Linked DNA regions of Homo sapiens: region 2 is linked to region 1. A link is an interaction called in ENCODE POLR2A ChIA-PET data of the cell type or tissue named here. Cell type or tissue: Caco-2. All regions are shown on one strand. Links, peaks and the distances in the headings refer to the core of each region. The heading gives the core; the rest is flanking DNA.

Evidence for each region. Peaks named below come from ENCODE experiments on the same cell type or tissue, not always from the same donor. Only the 100,000 strongest peaks of a DNase experiment are listed, where the experiment ranks them.
Region 2: POLR2A ChIA-PET joins it to region 1 with 6 read pairs; 8 of 35 experiments call an interaction of 5 or more read pairs at or near these places.

Annotation. Positions count from the first base shown.
Region 1 is chr16:70,430,972-70,447,530 of GRCh38, reverse strand. ST3GAL2 (ST3 beta-galactoside alpha-2,3-sialyltransferase 2) reads left to right here and starts at 8,431. Exons shown (of 7, transcript NM_006927.4): 1 at 8,431-8,582. It also overlaps the pseudogene RPS27P26 and the pseudogene RNU6-23P. RefSeq lists silencers at 8,280-8,459, 8,560-8,759 and enhancers at 10,300-10,479, 13,441-14,001, 16,206-16,559. In Caco-2, for the core only: a CTCF peak has its summit at 8,211; DNase peaks (open chromatin) are centred at 7,362, 8,260, 9,326, 10,270 and 1 weaker place; H3K4me3 peaks cover 2,503 bases.
Region 2 is chr16:70,489,350-70,497,349 of GRCh38, reverse strand. COG4 (component of oligomeric golgi complex 4) reads left to right here. Exons shown (of 19, transcript NM_015386.3): 11 at 1-129; 12 at 919-1,084; 13 at 6,958-7,020. Among named protein-coding and RNA genes, the nearest start is that of COG4, 30 kb to the left of the region's middle. In Caco-2, for the core only: no CTCF peak of the experiment used is centred there; no DNase peak of the experiment used is centred there.

The sequences.
Region 1 (16,559 bases), core at 5,213-13,212:
TAGAGATGGGGTTTCATCATACTGGCCAGGCTGGCCTTGAACTCCTGAACTCAGGTGATTTGTCTGCTTCACCCTCCCAAAATTCTAGGATTATAGGCATGAGCCACCACTCTTGGCCTCCAGCCTGGTCTTGAACTCCTTGGCTCAAGCGATCCTCCCACCTTGGGCTCCAAAAGTGCTGGGATTACTGGTGTGAGCCACCACACCTGGCCTCTCATCACTTTCTAACCGTGCGAGCAAGCCACTCAACCTGTTTGAGCCCAACTTCCTTATCTGTGAGATTAAAATAGAATTTCCAAATTAGGTTGTTGGGAGGGTTTCATGAGCTAATGCACATAAAGGGTTTAGCGCAGTGCCTAATACAATGTAGGCATCCAAACTCCTTATTGTTAAACAAATGACCTACTGCCAGAATGTGAGGGTCCAGGTCTGGGAGGGAGGACTTTTTGGAGAAGGTGAAATCTTCAGGCCCCTGATGAGATGTGTGGCTGTTACTGGTAGCAGAAATTCCCTCTGGGAGCCAGAACTGCCCATAGGGATATTTTAGGTTGGGTGCCTAGATGCAGAGCCTGAGACAGGAATTCTTGTGTAAGCGACTTCCTAGGGGAGTGGGGAAAGCAGGATAGGGCAGGGAAAGAAACCAAGTAAAGATGTAAGTTCACCTAAATTTTGCCTCAATCTGATTGAACAGGGAGCTCTGGAGCATAAAATGCAATCCAGGCCAGGTGCAGTGGCTCACACCTGTAATCCCAGCATTTTGGGAGGCCGAGGCAGGCGGATCATCTGAGGGCAGGAGTTCCAGATCAGTCTGGCTGATATGGAGAAACCCCATCTCTACTTAAAATACAAAAAGTAGCCGAGCATGGTGGCATGTGCCTGTAATCCCAGCTACGTGGGAGGCTGAGGCAAAAGAATGGCTTGAACCTGGAGGGTGTACGATGCAGTGAGCTGAGATATCGCTACTGCACTTCAACCTGGGTGACAGAGCCAGACTCTGTATCCCCCCACCCCGCAAAAAAGCCAATTCCTTGGCACTGGAGGAAGAAAACTAAAAAAGAAAAAAAAAGGCCGGGCATGGTGTCTCCCATCTGTAATCCCAGAATTTTGGGATTAGGTGGCACAGATTTCCAGTTACACTAGCAGTGGATAAGAATGCCCCACACTCTTGCCAAGATAGTTATCAAGCTTTTTGATTGTTGCCAATCTGGTATGTGAAAAATGATATCTCAGTGTGGTGATTTTCATCTGCATTTGTTTTATTAAGAGTGATGTGGCTAGGTACAGTGGCTCACGCCTGTAATCCAAACACTTTGGGAGGCCAAGGCGGGCGGATCACGAGGTCAGGAGTTCGAGACCAGCTTGGCCAACATGGTGAAACCCCGTGTCTACTAAAAATACAAAAATTAGCTGGGCATGGTGGCAGGCACCTGTAATCCCAGCTACTCGGGAGGCTGAGGCAGGAGAATTGCTTGAACCTGGGAGGCGGAGGTTGCAGCGAGCCTAGATCACACCACTGCACTCCAGCCTGGGCAAAAGAGCAAGATTCTGTCCAAAAAAAAAAAAAAAAAAAGAAGGAGGAAGGACAACGAGAAGGAGAGGAAAGGGAAGGAGAAGGAGAAGGGTAAGGGGAAACTTGATGCTCCCTTTGCATCCCATTGAGGTACAGAGGGAAAAAAAAAAAAAAAGAAGAGTGATGCTCTGAGAAAATACCAAGTGTTAGGCTGGGTGCGGTGGCTCACGCCTGTAATCCCAGCACTTTGGGAGGCTGAGGCAGGGGGATCACCTGAGGTCAGGAGTTCAAGACCAGCCTGACCAACATGGAGAAACCCCGTCTCTACTAAAAATGCAAAAATTAGCAGAGCATGGTGGTGCATGCCTGTAATCCCAGCTACTCGGGAGGCTAAGGCAGGATAATCGCTTGAACCCAGGAGGTGGAGGTTGCGGTGAGCTGAGATCGTGCCATTGTACTCCAGCCGGGCAATAAGAGCGAAACTCTGTCTCAAATAAATAAATAAATAAGTGTTAGTGAAGGTGTGGAGAAATTGGAAGCCTGTCCACTGTTGGTGGGAGTGGAGAATGGTGCAGCAGATACGGGAAACAGTATGGTGCTCTTCAAAAAATTAACACTAGAGTGCTCGCTTCGGCAGCACATATTCTAAAATTGGAACGATACAGAGAAGATTAGTATGACCCCTGCGCAAGGATGACACGCAAATTCATGAAGCGTTCCATACTAAAAAAAAAAAAAAAAAATTGAAGGCCGGGCGCGGTGGCTCACACCTGTAATCCCAGCACTTTGGGAGGCCGAGGTAGGTGGACCACGAGGTCTGGAGTTCAAGACCAGCCTGACCAATATGGTGAAACCCCATCTCTACTAAAAATACAAAAATTAGCCGGGTGTGGTGGCATGTGCCTGTAATCCCAGCTACTCAGGAGGCTGAGGCAGGAGAATCGCTTGAACCCGGGAGATGGAAGTTGCAGTGAGCTGAGATTGCACCATTGCACTCCAGCCTGGGCAAAAGAGCAAGACTCCATCTCAAAAACAAAACAAAACAAAAAAAACACTAGAATTACTAGATCTGGACTGGACAGGCAGGGCTTGCGAAAGGATCAAGTCTTTGGCTACAGATTTATTACATCCGTCTTTGGAAGAGGAAAAGAAAAATCATAAAAGAAATGGCTAGTTCAAAGTCCAAATTCTTATTTTATGGTTGTAAAATGTTGAGATTGTCCCAAGATTACCATAGTTTTCAGCCATGCTCAGACAGTGGTTCTTTGTGTGGGTTGTTCAACAGTATCAGCCTACAGAAGGAAAGCCCAGACTCACAGAGGGTGTTCACTTAGAGGAAAGCAACACAAATGGAGTGATCCACACCACTTCCTGAATCTGTGTTATCTCACAGAAAGCCTTATCATAAGTCTAGCAATTCTAATTCATCTACCAAGATAATGTATTCATAATTATGTTTGATTTTGCAAAGTATACAATAGTGATCTATTTTGGTGTCCATTTTCCAATAAAGATTATGAGCAAAAAAAAAAATTACTATATGATCCAGCAATTTCACTTGATCTGTTGCCCAGGCTAGCGTGCAGTGGCACAATCATGGTTCACTGCAGCCTGGACCTCCCAGACTAAATTGATCCTCCTGCTTCAGCCTCACAAATAGCAGGGACTACAGGCATGCATCACCACGCCTGATTAGTTTTTACCCAGCCAAAAAATCATTTTATTATGGAAACTTCAAATATATTCAAAGATGAAAAATTGTTATAATTAATTAACCCAGAGAAACTACTCATCCCCTCTTTTTTTTTTTTTTTTTTTTGGAGATAGAGTCTCGTTCTGTTGCCCAGGCTGGAGTGCAGTGGTACGATCTCTGCTCACTGCAACCTCTGCCTCCTGGGTTCAAGCCATTCTCCTGCCTCAGCCTCCCAAGTAGCTGGGATTACAGCCATGTGACACTATGCCCGGCTAATTTTTGTATTTTTAGTAGAGACAGGGTTTCGCCTTGTTGGCCAGGCTGGTCTCAAACTCATGACCTCAAGTGATCTGCCTGCTTCGGCCTCCCAAAGTCCTGGGATTATGGGTGTGAGCCACCATGCGTGGCCTCATCTCTTCTATAATTATCAATTTAACCAACCTTGTTGTATCTATACCTATACCTCAAACCTGGATTATTTTGAAGCAAAAATTGAGAACAAGACCCTGTCTCGAAGAAAAAAAGAAAATAGACAACACAATTGAAAGCAGGAGCTCAAAGAGATATTTGTACACTCATGTTCATAGCAGTAGTATTTAAAGTAGCCAAGAGCTACAAACAACCCATCATTGACAGATGAATGAATAAAGAAAACGTGGTATGTACATATAATAGAGTATTATCCAGCTTTACAAAGGAAGGAAATTCTGACATATGCTACAATATGGATGAACCTTGTGGACATTATGCTAAGTAGAATATGCTGGTCACAAGAGGACAAGTACTGTATGATTGCACATTTCCTATTAGCTACTTGGTACATTTTCTTTTATTTTTTGAGAGACAAGGGTCTTGCTCTGTCATGCAGGCTGGAGTGCAGTGGCACAATCCAGCTACTCGGGAAGCTGAGGCAGGCTGTCGCACAAGCTGGGGTGCAGTGGTGCGATCTTGGCTCACGGCAACCTCTGCCCCCAGGGTTGAAGTGATTCTCCTGCCTCAGCCTCCCGAGTAGCTGGGATTACAGACACCCGCCACCATGTCCGGCTAACTTATGTATTTTTAGTAGGGAGAGGGTTTCACCATGTTGGCCAGGCTGGTCTCAAACTCCTGACCTTAAGTGATCTGCCTGCCTCAGCCTTCCAAAGTGCTAGGATTACAGGCATGAGCCTCCTTGCCCAGTCAAAAAAGACATTAAAAAAAAAAAAAAAAAAAGGCCCAGAGCAGTGGCTCATGCCTGTAATCCCAGCATTTTGGGAGGCTGAGGCTGGCGGATCACAAGGTCAACAGATAGAGACCATCCTGGTCAACGAGGTGAAACCCTGTCTCTACTAAAAATACAAAAATTAGCTGGGCATGGTGGTGCGTGCCAGTAGTTCCAGCTCGGGAGGCTGAGGTGGAAGGATCCCTTGAGCCCAGGAGTTCGAGGATGCAGTGAGCCATGATCACACCACTGCACTCCAGCCTGGGTGAGACAGCAAAACCTAGTCTCTAAAAAGAAAAAAAAAAGGTGGTAAGAACAGATTTTAATTTGTAATATACTATTGCAATAGGGAAGAGGGTCCAGCGTGAACTTGGCCCAACTTTGATTTGTACAGAAGTGACTGGGAATTTAAATTTATTTTTTAGAGATGGGGTCTTGTTACGCTGCCCAGGCTGGTCTCAAACTCCTGTCCTCATGTGATCCTGCCACTTCGGCCTCTAGAGTAGCTGGGATTACAGGCACAAGCCAGTGAGTCTGGCAAGATAACTTGTGTTTTTTGTTTGTTTTGTGACAGAGTCTTGCTCTGTTGCCCAGGCTGGAGTGCAGTGGTGCGATCTCAGCTCATTGCAACCTCAGCTCATTGCAACCTCTGCCTCCCAGGTTCAAGTGATTCTCCTGCGTCAGCCGCCCAAGCAGCTGGAACTACAGGCACCCACCACTGCACCTGGCTAATTTTTTGTATTTTTTGCATTTTTTTTTTTTTTGAGACGGAGTCTCGCTCTGTCGTCCAGGCTGGAGTGCAGTGGTGTGATCTCAGCTCACTGCAAGCTCCACCTCCCGAGTTCACACCATTCTCCTGCCTCAGCCTCCTGAGTAGCTGGGACTACAGGTGCCCGCCACCAGGCCCGACTAATTTTTTTTGTATTTTTAGTAGAGACAGGGTTTCACCGTGTTAGCCAGGATGGTCTCGATCTCCTGACCTCATGATCTGCCCGCCTTGGCCTCCCAAAGTGCTGGGATTACAGGCATGAGCCACTGCGCCCGGCCCTAATTTTTTGTATTTTTAGTAGAGATGGGCTTTCAACATGTTGGCCAGGCTGGTCTCGAACTCCTGACCTCAAGTGCTCCGCCTACCTCGGCCTTCCAAAATGCTGGGATTACACGTGTGAGCCACTGTTCCTGGCCTAGTTGTGTTTTAAAGTGGATGAAGGAGTAGGGAAGGTGGCAAGCAGGGGTTCGGTAGAGTCAGGGACATGAAAAATTGCAAAGGATTGGTCAATGTACAGCTCTGTCCACTAGCTGGCAATTATCAAAGTTAGGATTCTGTCCTCCCACAAAGAGGCCTTATCCTTCAGGATGACGACATTCAAGGAATGGCTTTCAGGTCCTTGAGAAAGACACTCTTGAGTTGTAGAAGATACTTACACATCTCAAAGGATCAGATAAGGAATTCACAATTGTGAGCCCTTTTTAGTAAATGCTCTGAGAAAGTGTAGTCAGAGCCTATGATTGGGTGTCGCCTGGAACAGTAAATTCTTTCGGCAGTGGTGCGCCTTCTCAGGCAGGCACTTTAAGGTGGGTTTGGGTCATCCCAGGATGTGACCTTGAGCTGTTAGAAACTATATTACTGTTTAAGTCTCTTTTTTTTTTTGAGACGGATTCTTGCTCTGTTGTCCAGGCTGGAGTGCAGTGGTGCAATCTCTGCTCACTGCAACCTCCACCTCCTGGGTTCAAGCAATTCTCTGCCTCAGCCTCCCCAGTAGCTAGGATTACAGGCGCCTGCCACCACGCCCCGCTAATTTTTTGTATTTTCAGTAGAGACGGAGTTTCACCATCTTGGCCAGGCTGGAAGAGTTCAGGCCACCCCTGAACTCCAGACCTTGTGATCCACCCGCCTCGGCCTCCCAAAGTGCTGGGATTACAGGCATGAGCCATGGCGCCCAGCCTTCTTTTCTTTTTTATAAAGAGAGACAGGGTTTTTCCACGTTGCCTAGGCTGGTCTCAAACTCCTAAGCTCAGACAATCTACATGCCTAGGCCTCCTAAAGTGCTGCGATTACAGGCGTGAGCCACTGTGACCCGCCTCTGTAGAAGCCTTTTAATGTGGAGGGAGGAGGGTGGGTAAAATCACTTGTGTTGAGAGTCTGCCGGTGTTTTGTTTGTTTGTTTGTTTGTTTGTTTGTTTTTGAGACGGAGTCTTGCTCTGCCGGCCAGGCTGGAGTGCAGTGGCGCGACGTTGGCTCACTGAAACCTCCATCCCCCCGGATTCAAGTGATTCTCCTGCCTCAGCCTCCTGAGTAGCTGGGATTACAGGCGCCTGCCACCATGCCCGGCTAATTTTTATATTTTTAGTAGAGACGGAGTTTCACCATCTTGGCCAGGCTGGTCTTGAACTCCTGACCTCATGATCCACCTGCCTCAGCCTCCCAAAGTGCTGGGATTACAGGTGTGAGCCACCACGCCTGGCCCTTTTTTGTTTAAGACAGAGTCTCACTCTGTTGCCCAGGCTGGAGTGCAATGGCATGATCTCAGCTCACTGTAACCTCCAACTCCCAGATTCAAGCAATTCTCGTGCCTCAGCCTCCCAAGTAGCTGGGATTACAGGCACGCACTACCACACCCAGCTAATTTTTGCATTTTTGGTAGAGACAGGGTTTTGCCATGTTGGTCAGGCTGGTCTTAACTCCTGGCCTCATGTGATCCACCTGCCTCAGCCTCCCAAAGTGCTGGGGTCGTGATGACATCACTGCACTCCAGCCTGGGCGACAGTGAGACCTTGAGCAAAAACAAAGAGCGTTCCTGTGCTAAAGGGGACTAGACTGGGACCCTGCCTTTCCGGGTTTGGCTCTTCAGGGCCATTATTAATTATCCCACACAAGGGCCATCCTTGAAAGAGGATACCGGTGTGTTAGCAGCAAACACCAACAGCAGAGGTTATCAGGTTATCAAGGTAGTAACCGGCAGCATGAGCAACACCTGGAGACGGGGTAGCAATGCCAATTCTGGGGCCTGCCCTAGAGCTAAAAGAACCAGAAGCTGAGGGTGGGGGCAGCAATCTGCGTTTAAACAAGCTGGCCAAGAGGATCCCATACACACCAAAAATTCAGAACCACTTCAGCCTCACTTCAGCCTGTTGGAGGGCGAAACTGCAGTCTACCTGGAGTTTCATAAAGGTTTTGAAATAGGTGCGGAAGTTAGGGAAAGGATGGGCTAATAAAAGACATGGCAAATATTTAAAATGCATTCACTTTACCCTCAACAGCAGGAAGCTACGGGCATCTAAGAGAGAGCCTGCAAGGGGGAGATGCCCCGGTGGATGAGGAACCAATAGACACTCTGCCCCCTTTTCCTCTTTTCCTAGGTGGGGAACACAAAGTCCAGCGAGGCCAAACCCCCGCTCGCACCGCTGATGGGGTCTCTCTCCCCTCAGGCCAGGGCGCAGCGGCCCCACCGCAGCTCGGGCTTTCAGAGCCCGGGCGTGAAGCCAAGCTGGCCTCAGGTCGCGGCTCTTTGAGAGCGCGAGTGGGAACAGTGCCCTCCGGCCGGGCTCGTCAGCAGCTGGCCACAGCAGCATCTGAGAGGCGTCCTCGGCTAGTGTGCACCTCCCTAGGAACCCACGTATCCAACCCGGCTCGGGGCCGTCTGCTCCAGCCGCTGGAGCCCGGCCTTCTGAGAATGAAGACTTCCCATCCCCCTCCGTCTCCCCTCCTGCACGGCGGACCCCCTGAGCCCTAGCGAAACTACAAAGCCCACAATCCCTGGGATGCGCGCGCTGTCTTCTGGGAGATGTAGTCCTGGATGCGGGGCGCCCCTAGCGACCCAGCGCCCGCTGGACTCCATATCCCAGCATGCCGGCGCGCGTGCGGGGGGCGGAGGGAGGGAGAGACGGGGAGGATGTGAATGGGGTGGGGGCAGTCGCCCCTGTCCCCCACCCTTCCCTTCAAGCCGGGCAGGGGTGGGGGGAGGGGCCGGGCTGAGGCGGCGGCGGCGGCGGCGCTCGGGGAGGGTTGGGCCAGGCAAGGGCGGGACTAGCCCACGGCGGGCGGACGAGAGAGCTGCGAGCTAACGGGTCCGGACGACGGCGGCGGCGGCGGCGGCGGCGGCGACGGCTTTCTGCGCGGGCGGCGGCGGCGGCCGGAGCGGCGAGCATGGCCCGCGCGGCGCCGGGCGCTGACTGAGGTGCGCGGGTGGGATGAGGGCGGGCGGGATGCAGAGCGCCCCGGGCCCCCGGCTGCCCAGACCTCCCCTGCGCGGGCAGCTGGCGCGGCCCAGCGGCCCAGACCGGCCCGTTCCAGCCCGGCAACTTCCCCCGGGTCGGGGCGCCGGGCTCCCTCGTGTGGGCGGGGGTCCGCGCGCGTTGGCCTCATTCCGGATCCCCGCCTTCTGCTTTGCACGTCCAGCCGCTCCCAGCCTCCCAGGGCTCCCGCTCCGCTCCTTTGCCGGCAGCCCCCAACCCCAACCCCAGCCCCAGCCCCAGCCCTCGGAAGAGCTCTCTGCCCTGGTCCCGACTTCCAGTCCACTCCCTAGTTCGTACCGCTAACCCTGGGTCTCCCGGCCTCTGCTCCACCTGGGAGACCCCGGCCCCACTCTTGGCCAGAGCCTGTCTGCCCCATCAGCTCCTCTTTCCTCTCTCCCCTGTGATCTTTCCCCTACCTGGCACTGCCCCCTAACCATCCTCAGTGGCCCAGTTCTCACGGCTCGACCTTCCTACTTTGGGGAAACTGAGGCACGGCTGAAGCCAGAAACTTGGCCAAAGCGCCAGTCCCGTGGAGGCTGGTCTGAACCTCGTCTCTCCTCTCTCCTGTTCCTTCTCTGCCTTGGAATGGAAGTCATTTCTTACCCCCAGTCATTCCCCTGTGACTGGACCAAACTTCCCACCCCCTGCTACAGCTCTGGGCTGAGCTCACTTGAGTCTCCCCTTAGCTTCCTGCCGCTCCTGTTGGCCTTCCCTCCTTCGCATAACCCACTCCGGGTTCCCTCTGCCTGTAGAGGAGTCAGCACCAATTGCTTGCTTGCTCAAGTTAGCCTTTCGATTTATCTTTTGCCAACTGCATCCATCTCCCGTCTCCCATCTTCCCTCTTGCTTTACAGCTGCGTAAAGGAGCGGAGGATTGAGTCAAAGGTGGTGTTGGAGAAAGGGGCTAGAGAGGTGCTGGGGGCAGGCAGGGACCTGGGGCCTCTTTTCAGTCAAAGCCTCCGGGGGAGTACAGGGCACTCTGGGACCTCTGGCCAGTAACACACTCCCGCCTCGTCTTTGGGACGGATGTTTGGAAGCTGGTTGGCCACCCCTTCCTTGCCTGGTGGGCTCTGAAGCCCTTCTCAGGTGGAAGGTATCGCTGGTTTTTAGAGAGATGGTGGCATAAGAGGAGTCTGGGAGACCACACCCCTAAGCTTCATCTTGCTTCTGCTGCTAACTTTGGAGGGGTTGCCCTTTCAGGGAGGGATGCCTGCTGGCTGCCCTGATCTCTCTGTGGAGGAAGGCACAGAGTATGTGGGCGGTGATCTCAAGTTTAGTCGTGGGACTCAGGATTTAGAGGGAACGAGGGCTCAGAGAGGTGGCACAGATTTGCCTGTATTATTCAGGTTTTTTGTTTTGTCCTCTTCAGATTTTTTTTTTTTTGCGGGGGGGGCAGAGGGGGATAGTCATCCATTCTACCCCAATCCCCAGTTTCCCAGTGGGTTGGGTGGAGGAAAGGAGGGACAGGAGGCTCTAGGAGTTATGTGGGTTCCTGAAGGAGCAATCTTGATCTGAACCAGATGGTTCACTGCTTCAGCAACCCCCTTCCCAGCCCTCCCCCTTGGCTGTGAATTGGATGCTTTTAACCTTGTAACTTGAGAATGGAGGAAGGGAGGCCAGGGGGCCAACTGTCTGTGTGGGTGTTTATGTCTGCCTCTGCACCCTTGCTTGCAAGTCTGGCAGGGGCCTGTGGGAGTGACCCTGCCTGGGAGCGCATTGTTGTGATGTGCTGTGGCACGCTGATGGCTCCTGGGAACTTTTGGAGTGCAAATCCCAGATAAAGCCAAGCTTCTGAGAGCCACTGGCTATGGCCTCAGGGGAGCATTTCTACTCCGGCCAAGCCTCAGGGTAAGGACCACTCTTCTCGAGAAGGCACCTGGGATTAAGGAGTCTGCAATACCAGGATTGGGGATTTGGGGAGGCTTGGTTTTTCCATGTCTTTTCATGGCAAAAGAAGACCTGAGGGGTAGGGCCTGGGGAGAGGGGTGGGAAATGGATTATTTTGCGTTGTCCTATACCACATCCTGCCTTATTTTGGCCATATTTGTATACTTCATTTTGGCTCTCATTAGACTGTGGATGCTCTTCAAATGTGTCCTCATTTTCTGAAATACCACCACCTGGCTTGGTCCTTAGCACCTAGTGGGTGTTCAGTAAATGAATTACAGCGGAAGGTCTCATGGTTACAGGTTTAGGGAAGGATTCTTCACATTTGACTGAGAGTCATAGTCTCCTGGAGAGCTGGTTAAGGCACAGATTGTGTGTGTGTGAGGGGACTCCAGAGTTTTATGGTTTAATCTTGGTGGAGCCTATATTTTGCATCTCTCTCCAGCTCCCTAGGGCTAACACTTTGAGAACCACTGGTTTGGGGTCATCACAATTTCTTGAGAGATTAATCCAAGCAGATGCGAAGTCTTTTTTTTTTTTTTTTTCTTTTTTTGAGACGAAGTCTCACTCTGTTGCCCAGGCTGGAGTGCAGTGGCATGATCTCGGCTCACTGCAGCCTCTGCCTCCAGGGTTCAAGCAATTCTCTTGTCTCGGCCTTGTTGGCCACCCCTTCCTGGGGTGACAGGAACCTAGGATTACAGGCATACGCCACGACACCCCGCTACTTTTTGTATTTTTAGTAGAGACGGGGTTTCACCATGTTTGCCAGACTGGTTTCGAACTCCTGACCTCAGGTGATCCGCCCGCCTTGGCCTCCCAAAGTGCTGGGATTACAGGCGTGAGTCACCGCTCCTGGCCAGATGTCTTTTTTTTTTTTTGAGATAGAGTCTTGCTCTGTCACCCAGGCTGGAGTGCAGTGGTGTGATCTCAGCTCACTGCAACCTCCGCCTCCCAGGTTCAGGCTATTCTCCTGCCTCAGCCTCCCAAGTAGCTGGGATTATAGGTATCTGCCACCATGCCCGGCTGATTTTTGTATTTGTAGTAGAGATGGGGTTTCTTCATGTTGGCCAGGCTGGTCTCGAACTCCTGACCTCAGGTGCTCCGCCCGCCTCAGCTTCCCACTGTTGGGATTAGAGGCGTGAGCTACTCCGCCCAGCTAGATGTAGTCTTTTTTATTTTATTTTATTTTATTTTATTTTATTTTATTTTGAGACGAGGTTTCCCTCTTGTTGCCCAGGCTGGAGTGCAATGGCGAGATCTCGGCTCACTGCAACCTCTGCCTCCCAGGTTCAAGCGATTCTCCTGTCTCAGCCTCTGGAATAGCTGGGATTACAGGCATGCACCACCATGCCCGGCTAATTTTTGTATTTTTTTAAAATTTATTTTATTTTTTATTTTATTTTTTGAGATAGAGTTTCACTCTTGTTGCCCAGGCTGGAATGCAATGGCACGATGTCGGCTCACCGCAACCTCCACCTCCCGGGTTCAAGTAATTCTCCTGACTCAGCCTCCCAAGTAGCTGGGATTACAGGCATGCGCCACCACGCCCATCTAATTTTTTTGTATTTTTAGTAGAGATGGAGTTTCTCCATGTTGGTCAGGCTGGTCTCAAACTCCTGACCTCAGGTGATCCGCCCGCTGGAGCCTCCGAAAGTGCTGGGATTACAGGCGTGAACCACTGCGCCCAGCCAGCTAGATGTAAAGTCTTAAGAGGGACTTTCTTCCACCTTACTTCCCCACCAGGCTGTTCTGGCAGCTGTACTGGTTTGGCTTTTCTTTCATTCTGATGTTGCCCAGGATTGGTAATGACTGGGGGGACACTGCCCCACGGTTATTTGAAGCAAGGCCCCACAACCAAGCAGGAAATTTAGGAGCCATGGCTTTGGAAAAGGGTGGCTGTGTGAAGATATCGAAGCAAATTGCTGAACCGGGCCCTCGTCTGGCCTGTGCCTGTTTCCCCAACCAAGTGGGTTGGGGTGCCTGCCAAGTAAAGTCCTGCCATGGCTGCACACTGGACAGGATACCTGGGAGTCTTTGAAATTTAGAAATGCAGGAGGCATCACTTACATTGTGCTTTGCAAAGCATTTTCCAACTGTTGTTTTACAGGTCAGTGGAACATTTATAAGGCAGATACAGACCCAGGTAGGGTTACTGAGGAACCCAGAGATACACTGTGGGTCACACAGTGGCCCTGGGACTCCTGATTCCAGTGCCAACGGAGTGGCTGCTAAACCAGTTGCTGCTAATAGCCTGAATTATGGCTGCTGTTCATTGAGTGCTTGCTGCCAGCCAGGCATGGTGCTAGATGCTCTCAGGTGTTAGTGAATCCTCACAGCAGCACTGCAAGGTGGGTGTTGTTGCCGCTGCTTTGTAGATGAAGAACTGAGACTTACAGAACTTACCAGATGTGCCCAAACAGACAGCAGGAGGATCTGGGGTTGAAACTCATGTCTTTCTGATGCACAGCCCCTGCTCTTAGTTCCTGCTCCTTGATGTGCTCAACAAACCTTAATTGTCCTTTGGGGTTGTCTGCCCCCAAAAGTCTGAATTTTTTTTTTTTTGTTTTTGAGATGGAGTCTCGTTCTGTTGCCAGGCTGGAGTACAGTGGTGTGATCTCGGCTCACTGCAACCTCTGACTCCTGGGTTCAAGCGACTCTCATGCCTCAGCCTCCCGAGTAGCTGGGATTACAGGCACGCACCACCACAGCCAGCTAATTTTTGTATTGTTACTAGAGACGGGGTTTTGCCATGTTGGCCAGGCTGGTCTCGAACTCCTGACCTCGTGATCCGCCTGCCTCGGCCTCCCAAACTGCTGGGACTATAGGTGTGAGACACTGTGCCTGGCCAAGTCTGAGTCTTTTTGAGCTGAGAACTGTGCTGAGTGTTGTGGAGGAGACAGTAATGTCCAAGTTGCTGTTCCTGGGAGGGGGATAAGACGAGTCCACCAATAGATCTACAGTGGAAATGTGGCCAGTTAAAGGAGGTCGAAGTCATCCCCATAGGGAGCTCAGAAAAGGCATTTGGGATGGGCCTCTAAGGGTAGGTTTCCAAGCAGTGCCTGTGGGCTGGAGGGGGTGTGCAGGCCAACAGGTACAAAGAAAGGCTATCACAAGGCACATTTAGGGAGTTGTCCCTTTTTTCTAGAGCATAGGGGATTTATTTAGAAAGTAGTAAGGAATCCTATTTGGTTGCAAGCAGCAACTTGGCTGCCTTTGGCAGGAAAGCATTTCCTTGGAAAGCTGTGGGAACTATAAAATCAGAGTGATGACTCAGGACCCAGGTCCCCTCCAGGGTCTTGGAGTGGGTGCAGCAGGAACCAAAGGCCAGTCTCTTCAGGGAACCGCTGTTGCCAGGATGCATCTGCTCCAGCTGTGCTCACTCATTTTGTCATCACTGCTTGGGATTCATATCTGAGGGAGGAAGTGTCTGGTTGGCCCAGCCTGGGCCGTGTTCCCTTGTTCCCTTCCTTGGCCAGGGAAGGGCTGGTGGCATGTTGGGCAGTTCCCTCGCAACCCTGCATCCAAAAGCAAAACTCTCCAGAAGGAGAGAAAATACACACTGCAAAAAATCTGTCCAGACAGGTGCTGGATAAGGACTTGAACTGACAGGTGGTGAAGCAGGGGGCTTTAGTCTGACTAGTTTCTGAGCAGACCGAGGGCAAACTGGCAGCAGGGTATGGCTGGGTCATAAGGGGACAGGGAGAGGAGGGAGGGAGGAGATGGAGAACTAGATAGAGTCCAATTGAGGTATGCAGGCCGGCACTTGGCAGTAGAAGTGGAAAAGAGGGGACGGAGTCTAGAGAGCTTGCAAAAGTAGCTGTCTTCAGAGCAGACACTGATGGGCTGGGGCTTGGAGTTTCAGTGCCTGGTGATGAGAGCTGGTTCCTTTACTGAAATGGGGCAGTCAGGAGGAGGAAGAGTTTAGGAGAAGGTGATGTGGCCTCGCTTTGGAGGAGCTGTGTGCTTATGCTGACCGCACACCCGGAATCCTGGTGAGCTTCCTGAGGTTGGGAGCCTTGCCCTGAGGCGGTGGGGCCGCCGAGCCCCAGAGGCTCTCTATGTGGTGGACACAGCTGGGGCTCTCTGCCAGCTGGGTGCTTTTGCATCTCTTCTGTTTCCACATGCAGCCCGGGATGGGCTTCTCCTCCTTCCCCTTCTGTGCTTTCAGTTCCTGTGTCCCAGCTTCCGTCCCACACACCTGAGTCCTTACCAACTAAAGGGCCTGGCCCTGCTTTCTGAGACCGAGTTTTCCTTCCTCTCTGCTCAGAGTGCTTGTTAATGATAAGTCCTCATTCAGCTATTAGGGTAGACATCTCCAAGTGACATGTCGCAAGAAGGGGGGTCTGAACTTTGCCTGCTATCTGGGGGAAATCAGGCTTTTTCCTCCAGTTATGCCATGCTCATCAGGGACCCCTGCCTATGTCCCTAACCAGCCATTTTAGCGTACTTCTTGTTGCTATTTATAAATCATTGTTGTAGTTACAACATATTGTCAGGCTTCCATGTTGCCGTTGTGGACCTTGTAGGGTTCCAGGGCACAGGCTGGGCTTTGGGCAATCCTAGCTTTCTAGCTGAGCCCTGGTGGTTTCCTGCTGCAGAAATGGGTGGGAGGGAGGGAACAGAGTTGTCTTGGGTGGAGGCAGGAGGAGCTATGCTGAAGGGTGCCTTATCCCTGCAGATTCTTAGAGCAGGTCATCTTCCTGGAGTGAAGAGGACTTTCCCTCAATTCAAATATGTTTGCTGTTTTACCAACTATTAATGCAGTGGATACTACCATGTACAATAAGGTGAACAAGGGCCAAGGTAAATCTAGAGGAAAAAATGTAATTTTTAAAAATTTTACCAATCATGCTAAATGGGGCCTCGCTGTGTCACCCAGGCTGGAATACAGTGGTGCTGTCATAGTTCACTGCAGCCTTGAACTCTTGGGCTCAAGTGGTCCTTCCACCTCAGCTTCCTGAGTAGCTGCAGCAACTACAGGTGTACACTACTTTGTGCCCAGCTAAGTTAAAAAAAAATATATATATATATATTTTTTTTAAGACGGAGTCTCGCTCTGTTGCCCAGGCTGGAGTGCAGTGGCGCCATCTCGGCTCACTGCAAGCTCTGCCTCCTGGGTTCATGCCATTCTCCTGCCTCAGCCTCCCGAGTAGCTGGGACTACAGGCACCCGCCACCACGCCTGGCTAATTTTCTTGTATTTTTAGTAGAGACGGGGTTTCACTGTATTAGCCAGGATGGTCTCGATCTCATGACCTCGTGATCTGCCCGCCTCGGCCTCCCAAAGTGCTGGGATTACAGAGGTGAGCCACTGCACCTGGCCAATTTTTTTTTTTTTTTTTAAAGAGATGGGAGTTTTGCTGTGTTTCCCAGGCTGGTCTTGAACTCCTGGCTTCAAGTGATCCTCCCACCTGGCTAAATTTTATTTGCATGTTGGTGATAATTAACACAACACACATAGTTCTGGTATCAGATGTTGAAAACAACCCAGCTTCTTCTTTCTGATGCTATTGGTTTCTAGGTGAAGGGGCCCGTCCTCCTGGGAGGTGGCATTGCGGGGCCCAGGGGCAGAGAGGGGACCCTGAGGTGTTGCGGCATGACCCAAGGACCTGCTCTGTCTTTTCTCTCTTGACTGAGCAGTCCTAGCCCTGCGGGCAGGCAGCAGCCCCCCAGCCTCAGCAGGTCAGCAGCCTTTGGAGGGAGAAAATTGGCAACAAATGTTAATAGCTAATTGGTCTACAGGGAACTACTTTGGTGTGGAAAAATCAACAAGATATTTGTGTGGCTAAAGGGAACTTAGAGGGACTAGGGCTGACAGTGAAGAGGGGAAGATGAGGAGAGGCACACGTCAGGAGATTGCCCCGCCCTGCCACCCCCACCTCTCCACCCCCTGCTGCCTGCCTCCCCCACGCCCCCTCCTTCCTGTCTTCTTTGCAGGCTTCCTTTTTGTTTGCAAGGGACATTAGTAGAATATGGAATCTCCCCTGCCCTGTAAGTCAGGTTTCCCCAACCTTTGTTCCTACCCAAGTTCAG
Region 2 (8,000 bases), core at 1-8,000, 55 kb before region 1:
ATCCAGCATGGTGGATGATGTCTTCTACATTGTTAAGAAGTGCATTGGGCGGGCTCTGTCCAGCTCCAGCATTGACTGTCTCTGTGCCATGATCAACCTCGCCACCACAGAGCTGGAGTCTGACTTCAGGTACAGTTGACTCCCTTTCTCCTTTCTAGGCAGAAAGGCCCTTCCTGTTGATTCCTGAGGCCCATTTGTTTCTGCCCTTTGTCCTCATGATTCTAGTTAAGTTCTATACAGGACATCAGCTCCTATCCCTAAGATAGTATCCTTGGCTCCAGGAAGCTGTTGGTCAGCCATATATCTCATGGGCCAAATTTCTGTTCCCTGGACTAGACTGAAGGAGCTATGGGCCCTTAGACGTAGGAAAGAGAACAGGCAGTTCAGATGAATAATACCACCAATAGGTACCATTGCTACAGGCCCAGCACTATGCTAATCTCCTGCGCTTTTGAGGTCCTAATAACAACCCTATGAAGTAGGAACTGTTAGCTCTGTTTTATAGATGAAGAAACTGTGCTTTAGGGAGATTCCGTCCTCGTCAAAGATCCACCACTTAGGAGTCAGTGGTGGAATCCAGAACTGAGTGACTCAAAACCTGTTCTCAACTCCTACATGGTACTGCGTTCACTAAGCCGCACAGCTTTGTTGGGAGTGCAGTGGTGATGGCTAAAAGCCTCATGAACAGTAGAGATTGGCCAGTCTCCCCTGTATGTTCTTGTCACATCAGTGTCCTTGACGGGGTGCTGGTTACTTTCATACCCTGGCTCCTCAGGTCTCCTACAGTGGTCTTAAGGACTGGTTATTCCCCCTAAAAGAGCACCTTGTGCTGCTGGGTCAGAGTGGTGAAGACTGGCCCTTCTGTCCTGGTGGCCAAGTTGAGCACTGTCAATTCCTCTATGCAATCCTGCCCCCCAGGGATGTTCTGTGTAATAAGCTGCGGATGGGCTTTCCTGCCACCACCTTCCAGGACATCCAGCGCGGGGTGACAAGTGCCGTGAACATCATGCACAGCAGCCTCCAGCAAGGCAAATTTGACACAAAAGGCATCGAGAGTACTGACGAGGCGAAGATGTCCTTCCTGGTAGGTACCCCACAGCTCACGAGCTGGGTTGGTTTATCTCGAGAGGTTACGCTATCACTGCTAAGCCACAGTATAATTGGCCTCTAGCTAGAGACTTTTCCTCCAGTGTCTATATAGAAGGAAAATTCCTCCTTTAAGGGAATTTCCTCCCAGAAGGTTCTGAAACTATTTCTTACTCAGGGACATATTCTGAGTCACCTGAGCCACGATAGAGGCTGGGCTGTCCAGCTGTCACCTAGAATTCATTCCCCAGAGCACTGGCCAGCTGCTCAGGAGCCCACTGAGTGCCAAGCTTGGCTTGCATCTGCCACAGAACCAGCTCTACCATCTGTGCCAGACCACCAGACTGCTTCTCTGAGGAGAGGCCCGCAGCATGGGCAGGCGCCAGTCCTTCGGGCCTGCCATCACTGCTCTGCTAGTACATGTCTTAGGCTTTCAACTTCCTCTGGAAAGGAGGCTTTATTAAAGCCCTTTGCTACCCAGAATGACAGATGTGATAAAGCAGCAAGCCTTCCATTGTGTGACAGCTTGGAAAGGAGGAGCACAGAAGGATGAAAGGATTTGTACAAAGCAACAACCAGTTTGTGATGAGCCAGAAAGACCACAGATGAATCCTAAGCTCAAGATCAGGCCTCTCTGGCACACGCTGTCTTAGCACGCATGGGAGTAGCACAGTCCGAGGTCCATTCTGCTCCATCCCCCACATTGGCCGCACCCTGAGTCTTGACTCCTGAGGCTCAGAGCCTGAAAGAAACATCTAGTAGCATCTGTAGCCCACAAGTGGGGTTGGACGCAAAAATGTTCACATGCATTTTTGGGTCACAGGGTCCTTCCTTAGCTTTTATCAGATTCTTTTTTTTTTTTTTTTGAGATGGAGTCTTGCTCTTGTTCCCCAGGCTGGAGTGCAATGGCATGACCTTGGCTCACTGCAACCTCCGCCTCACAGGTTCAAGCGATTCTCCTGCTTTAGCCTCCCGAGTAGCTGGGATTACAGGCATGCGCCACCATACCTGGCTAATTTTTTTTTTTTTTTTTTTAGTAAAGACTGGGTTTTGCCATGTTGGCCAGGCTGGTCTCGAACTTCTGACCTCAAGTGATCCACCCGTCTTGGCCTCCCAAAGTGTTGGGATTACAGGCATGAGCTACCGTGCCTGGTTATCATATTCTTAAAAGGATCTGTGACCCCCAAAAGAGTTCAGAGCTGTTACTTGCAGAGAGAGAAGCCTAAACTTGCTAATATCTACCAAGCCCTGTGCAGAGGAACCCATAGTAACTAGTTATGAGACAGATCCAATGTGAAAGCTGTTTAGGCAGCCCCACTCTCTTCCTGTCATAGAAAATATTTGCCCTGTGTATGGTTTCTGTCAATCTAGGATATCATGGTTGCTGCCAAAAAAAGATCAGATCCAAAAAACTGTTGCCTGTGAAAGTTGTTACCTTTGGAGAACTTTGCCAAAATGCCCAGCAACCAGCATCACATCATGAACCAACTTAAATTTTTATTTTGTTTGTGATTTTTTTTACAGAACTTACTTTCATTTCTGTGCTCAGAAATAATCATTGGCTGCTTGCTGCCTACCACATCAAAGCTAGATGTCTTTGTTTAAGCCTCCTAACTCTAACCCATACCACCTTTCCAGTTCCGTTTTCCACCACTTGACTACATGTCTCCAAAACCGGCCAGTGCATATTCGCTCTGTGAGGACCTCCCATTAACACAGTTTCATTGTTTGAGGCCCCAGAAGATAAGACCAAAAAGAGAGGCGATGCTAAATGCTTGGTGACAGGTTTCTGGTTTTCCTGACACCAAGTATTTAAAATGTCATCACTCCCATTGCAGGGCCTATTTTTTATGTCACCTTGATTCATTTGGCTGTCTAGATGAATTCTCCAAATTTACTGACATCATGCACTGTGGGCAGGGAATAAACCCAGTGAATCCACGCTTACTAGGGCTGTCAGTACAGGGGAAACTTTGAAATCAATACCATTTGAACTCAAATCCAGAAGTCCTCATGACAGTTATTCTTGGTGCTCTTAAATGCCTTGGAAACACTTATGGCCTTCATCCTTCAGCTGTCAGGACAGGACAGTTATTTGGAAACTTGTGACATTAGAGGCCTCATGTTGTGGCATATTAAAGAAAGACCTTTAGGCTTATCTGTCCACAATCAGAGTGGCCTAAGCAGCACTGTCAGCATCATGACTTTCAGCACTGGCTGCAGGACACCGACAAGGGAAGCACTCTGGGCAAGATGAGAGGGACTTCCTAATCACAGCCCCTGGGGTTCTGAGATCCTCCTTTTACCCTGAAATCCTGAAGCTCCTGACTCATGTCTCGAAGACTGGCTCCTCCTTACCTCACCCCTGCCTTCCTCATCATGCCACCAGCAGACCAGTTTACAGGCAGTGGGATCCCCAGGCCCTCTATTTCCTCCCTCCCACGGCCTCTAGATGAGTATTCCTGAACCACAGCTGTGCTCATGTGGCATTCACCTGCTTTAAAAATCCTCAGTGCCAGCCCACTGTCCACAGGTCACAGGGCTAACTCTGCAGCAGAGCACCCAAGTCCCCGTCAGTCTCTGCCCCTCGCAGCTCTACCTCCTGCCACTTCCCTGCACGTGTCTGTGAACTGACTCTGCTATTTCTCAAATACCTTTTTGGGTTTTGTGCCATTCTGCACTTGCTTATATTATCCCCTTTCCAGAATATGTTCATTCACTCTCTTACTCATTGCACAAATATTTATTGAGAAACTTCTAAATATCAGGCACTGTTCTGGGTTCTAGAGCTACACTGCCCAACATGGTAGTCACCAGCCACAGGTGGCTATTGAAATTTACATTTAAATTAAAAATCCACTTCCTGAGTTGTACTAGCTATGCTTCAGGTGCTCAATAGCCACACATGGCTGAGGGCTACCATACCAGACAGTGCAGTTAGAATATTTCCATCAAGCAGAAAGGTAGACAGTGCTGTATAGAGACGCAGTGGTGAAGAAAACAGGCTAGATCCATGCAGACAAGAAATAGATAAACCAGAGAATGTCAGGAAATCCTAAGGACCATTAAGAAAATATCAAATAGGACAGTGAGCTGGAGAGAGGCTGCTGGGGGTGGAGAAATGTTCTCACCTTCATCTCCTGTCAGAATTATGTTCTACCCTTTTATGTTCAGCTCAGCTACCAACCCTGTCATGGAACCTTCCTTGAATGCCTTACACCGAAACAGTTTGTTCTTTCCTCTGAATGGCCAGAGCAATTAGTGCCTTAATAATTTTGCCCCATGCTACTTTTTTTTTTGGAGATGGAGTTTCGTTCTTGTTGCCCCAGCTGGGGTGCAATGGCGCGATCTTGGCTCACTGCAACCTCCGCCTCATAGGTTCAAGCGATTCTCCTGCCTCAGCCCCCCAAGTAGCTGGGATTACAGGCACCTGCCACCACACCCGACTAATTTTTGTATTTTTAGTAGAGACGGGGTTTTGCCATGTTGGCCAGGATGGTCTCGAACTCCTGACCTCAGGTGATCCACCCGTCTCAGCCTCCCAAAGTGCTGGGATTACAGGTGTGAGCCACCGTGCCCATGCTACCTTTTTTTTTTTTTTTGAGACGGAGTTTTGCTGTTGTTGCACAGGCTGGAGTGCAATGGCGCGATCTTGGCTCACTGCAACCTCTGCCCGCTGGGTTCAAGTGATTCTTCTGTCTCAGCCTCCCAAGTAGCTGGGATTACAGGCATGCACCACCACGCCCGGCTAATTTTGTATTTTTTTTAGTAGAGACGGGGTTTCTCCATGTTGGTCAGGCTAGTCCCGAACTCCCAACCTCAGGTGATCTGCCCGCATCGGCCTCCCAAACTGCTGTGATTACAGGCATGAGCCACTGCGCCTGGCCTCCATGCTACTTTTATCATTGGTATTTCTGCACCTAGTCTGTAAGACAGTCGTGTTATGAAAAAAGTCATCTTTGGACCAGAGTAGGGAGACCTGAATTCATTTTTTTAGTTTATTTGTTTATTATAAAGGATATTATATAGGATACAGATGAAGAGATGAATAGGGCAAATTATGGGGGAAGGGGTATGGAGCTTCCATGCCCTCCCCAGGTGGCCACTGTCCAGGAACCTCCACCTGTTTATCCATCTGGAAGCTCAGAGACCCGAATTCTAAGCCTGGCTCCAGCTTTGTGGCCTTGTCACTCTGAGTGTCTGTCCCTTTTCCTGCTTTATTATTCTTCCTGGCATTATATAATGCATTTGTTTACTATCTGGCTTCCCTTCTGGAATGTCAGCTCTGTGAGGAGTGGACCATGTCTTTTTTGTTAATTGCTTTCTCTCAGTGCCTAGAACTGTGCCTGGCACATCCAGGTGCTCAGTAAATATTTGCTGAATCAGTTGCTGTCAGACCTTCGTGAATCATTTTACTTTTTTTTTTTTTTTTTTTTTTTGAGACGTAGTTTTGTTCTTGTCACCGAGGCTAGAGTGCAGTGGCGTGATCTCAGCTCACTGCAACCTACGCCTCCCAAGTTCAAGCAATTCTCCTGCCTCAGCCTCCCGAGTAGCTGGGATTACAGGCACCCGCCACCACGCCTGGCTAATTTTTTGTATTTTTAGTAGAGACGGGGTTTCGCCATGTTGGGCAGGCTGGTCTCAAACTCCTGACCTCTTGATCCACCTGCTTCGGCCTCCCAAAGTGCTGGGATTACAGGCATGAGCTACCCTGCCCCAGCTTTTTTTTTTTTTTTTTTTTTTGAGACAGAGTCTTGCTCTGTCATACAGGCTGGAGTGCAGTGACACAATTTCAGCTCACTGCAACCTCTCATCTCCCAGGTTCAAGCGATTCTCCTGCCTCAGCCTCCTGGTAGCTGGGTCTACAGATGTGCACCACCACGCCTGGCTAATTTTTTTGTGTGTATTTTTATTAGAGACAGGGTTTCACCATGTTGGCCAGGCTGTTCTTGAACTCCTGACCTCAGGTGATCCACCCGCCTTGGCCTTCCAAAGTGCTGGGATTACAGGCGTGAGCCACCGTGCCTGGCCAAATCATTTTACCTTCTGAGGAGTCTCATTTCCTCCCGTGCACTGGGCTTGATAATACGTGTTCTATGGGGGTATTTAGCAGACTCCATGAGATAAAGAATGAGAAAATACCTCATAGGTGGCAGGCTCTCTGGAAGCTTTTCTTTAATGAATGTCAGGCTTTGTATCACTGACCTGGGGCTTGACCGTTTGGAGCCTCAGAACTTATCCTGGACCTGTATGCCTGAGTCATTTCTGCTCTGTAGGTAACACAGTACAAGAAGACCTGAAACCTCGCCGGGCGCAGTGGCTCACGCCTGTAATCCCAGCACTTTGGGAGGCCGAGGTGGGCAGATCATGAGGTCAGGAGATCAAGACCATCCTGGCTAACATGGTGAAACCCCGTCTCTACTAAAAATACAAAAAATTAGCCTGGCGTAGTGGCGGGCGCCTGTTGTCCCAGCTACTCGGGTGGCTGAGGCAGGAGAATGGCATGAACCCGGGAGGCAGAGCTTGCAGTCCAGCCTGGGTGACAGAGCCAGACTCCATCTCAAAAAAACAAAAAAACAAACAAAAAAAGAAGACCTGAAACCTGAGCTCACTACCTCTGAGGTCCTGATAGCTTTAGGCTCCCTGTCATCAGGCACAGAAGAAAGGGCGAGCCTGCTTCCCCATTCTGCCCAATCCAAGATCTGAGCGTCCTGCTCAGATGTAGCAGTGTGGGTTTTCATTAGCGCAAGTCTGAACTCCAGCCAGCCCTTCTCTGAGCTTCATGGAGCACAGCTGTCAGCCAGTCTGGCATTGGAGTGGGTGGCAGGCACAGTCAGCAGGAAGTCACGTTCTTCCTTCCTCATCTCCCAGGTGACTCTGAACAACGTGGAAGTCTGCAGTGAAAACATCTCCACTCTGAAGAAGACACTGGAGGTACGAGGGAAATTGCCTATCAGTGGTCAGCAGCCATCTTTTCCCATGTTGAGATAGAGCCCTATACAAACATCATGGTGAAGACACTTATCTTGGTGACATTGAGCCACACTTGAGGGGATTCTTTGGTGACTGACATGATAGCAAGGCATCCTTGGACCAGGGAGAAAAGCTCAGGAGTTGGAAGATCAGAATTCAAATTAGATCTTCCAGGCAAGGCACGGTGGCACATTCCTGTAATCCCAGCACTTTCGGAGGCCAAGGCGGGTGGATCACTTGAGGTCAGGAGTTCGAGACCAGCCTAGCCAACATGGCGAAACCCCATCTCTACTAAAAATACAAAAATTAGCTGGGCATGGTGGCAGACACCTGTAATCCCAGCTGCTTGGGAAACTGAGGCAGGAGAATCACTTGAACCCGGGAGGCAGAGGTTGCAGTGAGCTGAGATCGTGCCACTGCACTCCAGCCTGGGCGACAGAGCAGACTCTATCTCAAAATAACACACAAATTAGATCTTCCAGCACATAGTTGGCGTGTGACCTTGGACAAGTCCCTTAGCCCTCTGAGCCTCAGTCCTCTCATCTACGAAATGAGATGCATAGCTCCATCCAGCCCTAGCTTGTGTTTCTTGGGTAGCCTAATGAAAAAACAGGATTGAGGCCAAGTGGCTCATACCTGTAAGCTTAACATTTTGGGAGGCCAAGGCAGGAGGATTACTTGAGGCCAGGAGTTTGAGACCAGCCTGGGCAATGTGGTGAGACCTCATCTCTACAAAAAAAAAAAAAACTTTTTTTTTTTTTAAATCAGGATCAAGGCCAGGTGAGGTGGCTCATGCCTGTAATCCTAACACTTTGGGAGGCTGAGGCGGGTGGATCATGAGGTCAGGACTTCAAGACCAGCCTGGCCAAGATGGTGAAACCCCATCTCTACTAAAAATACAAAAAATGAGCCAGCCATGGTGGCAGGCGCCTGTAATCCCA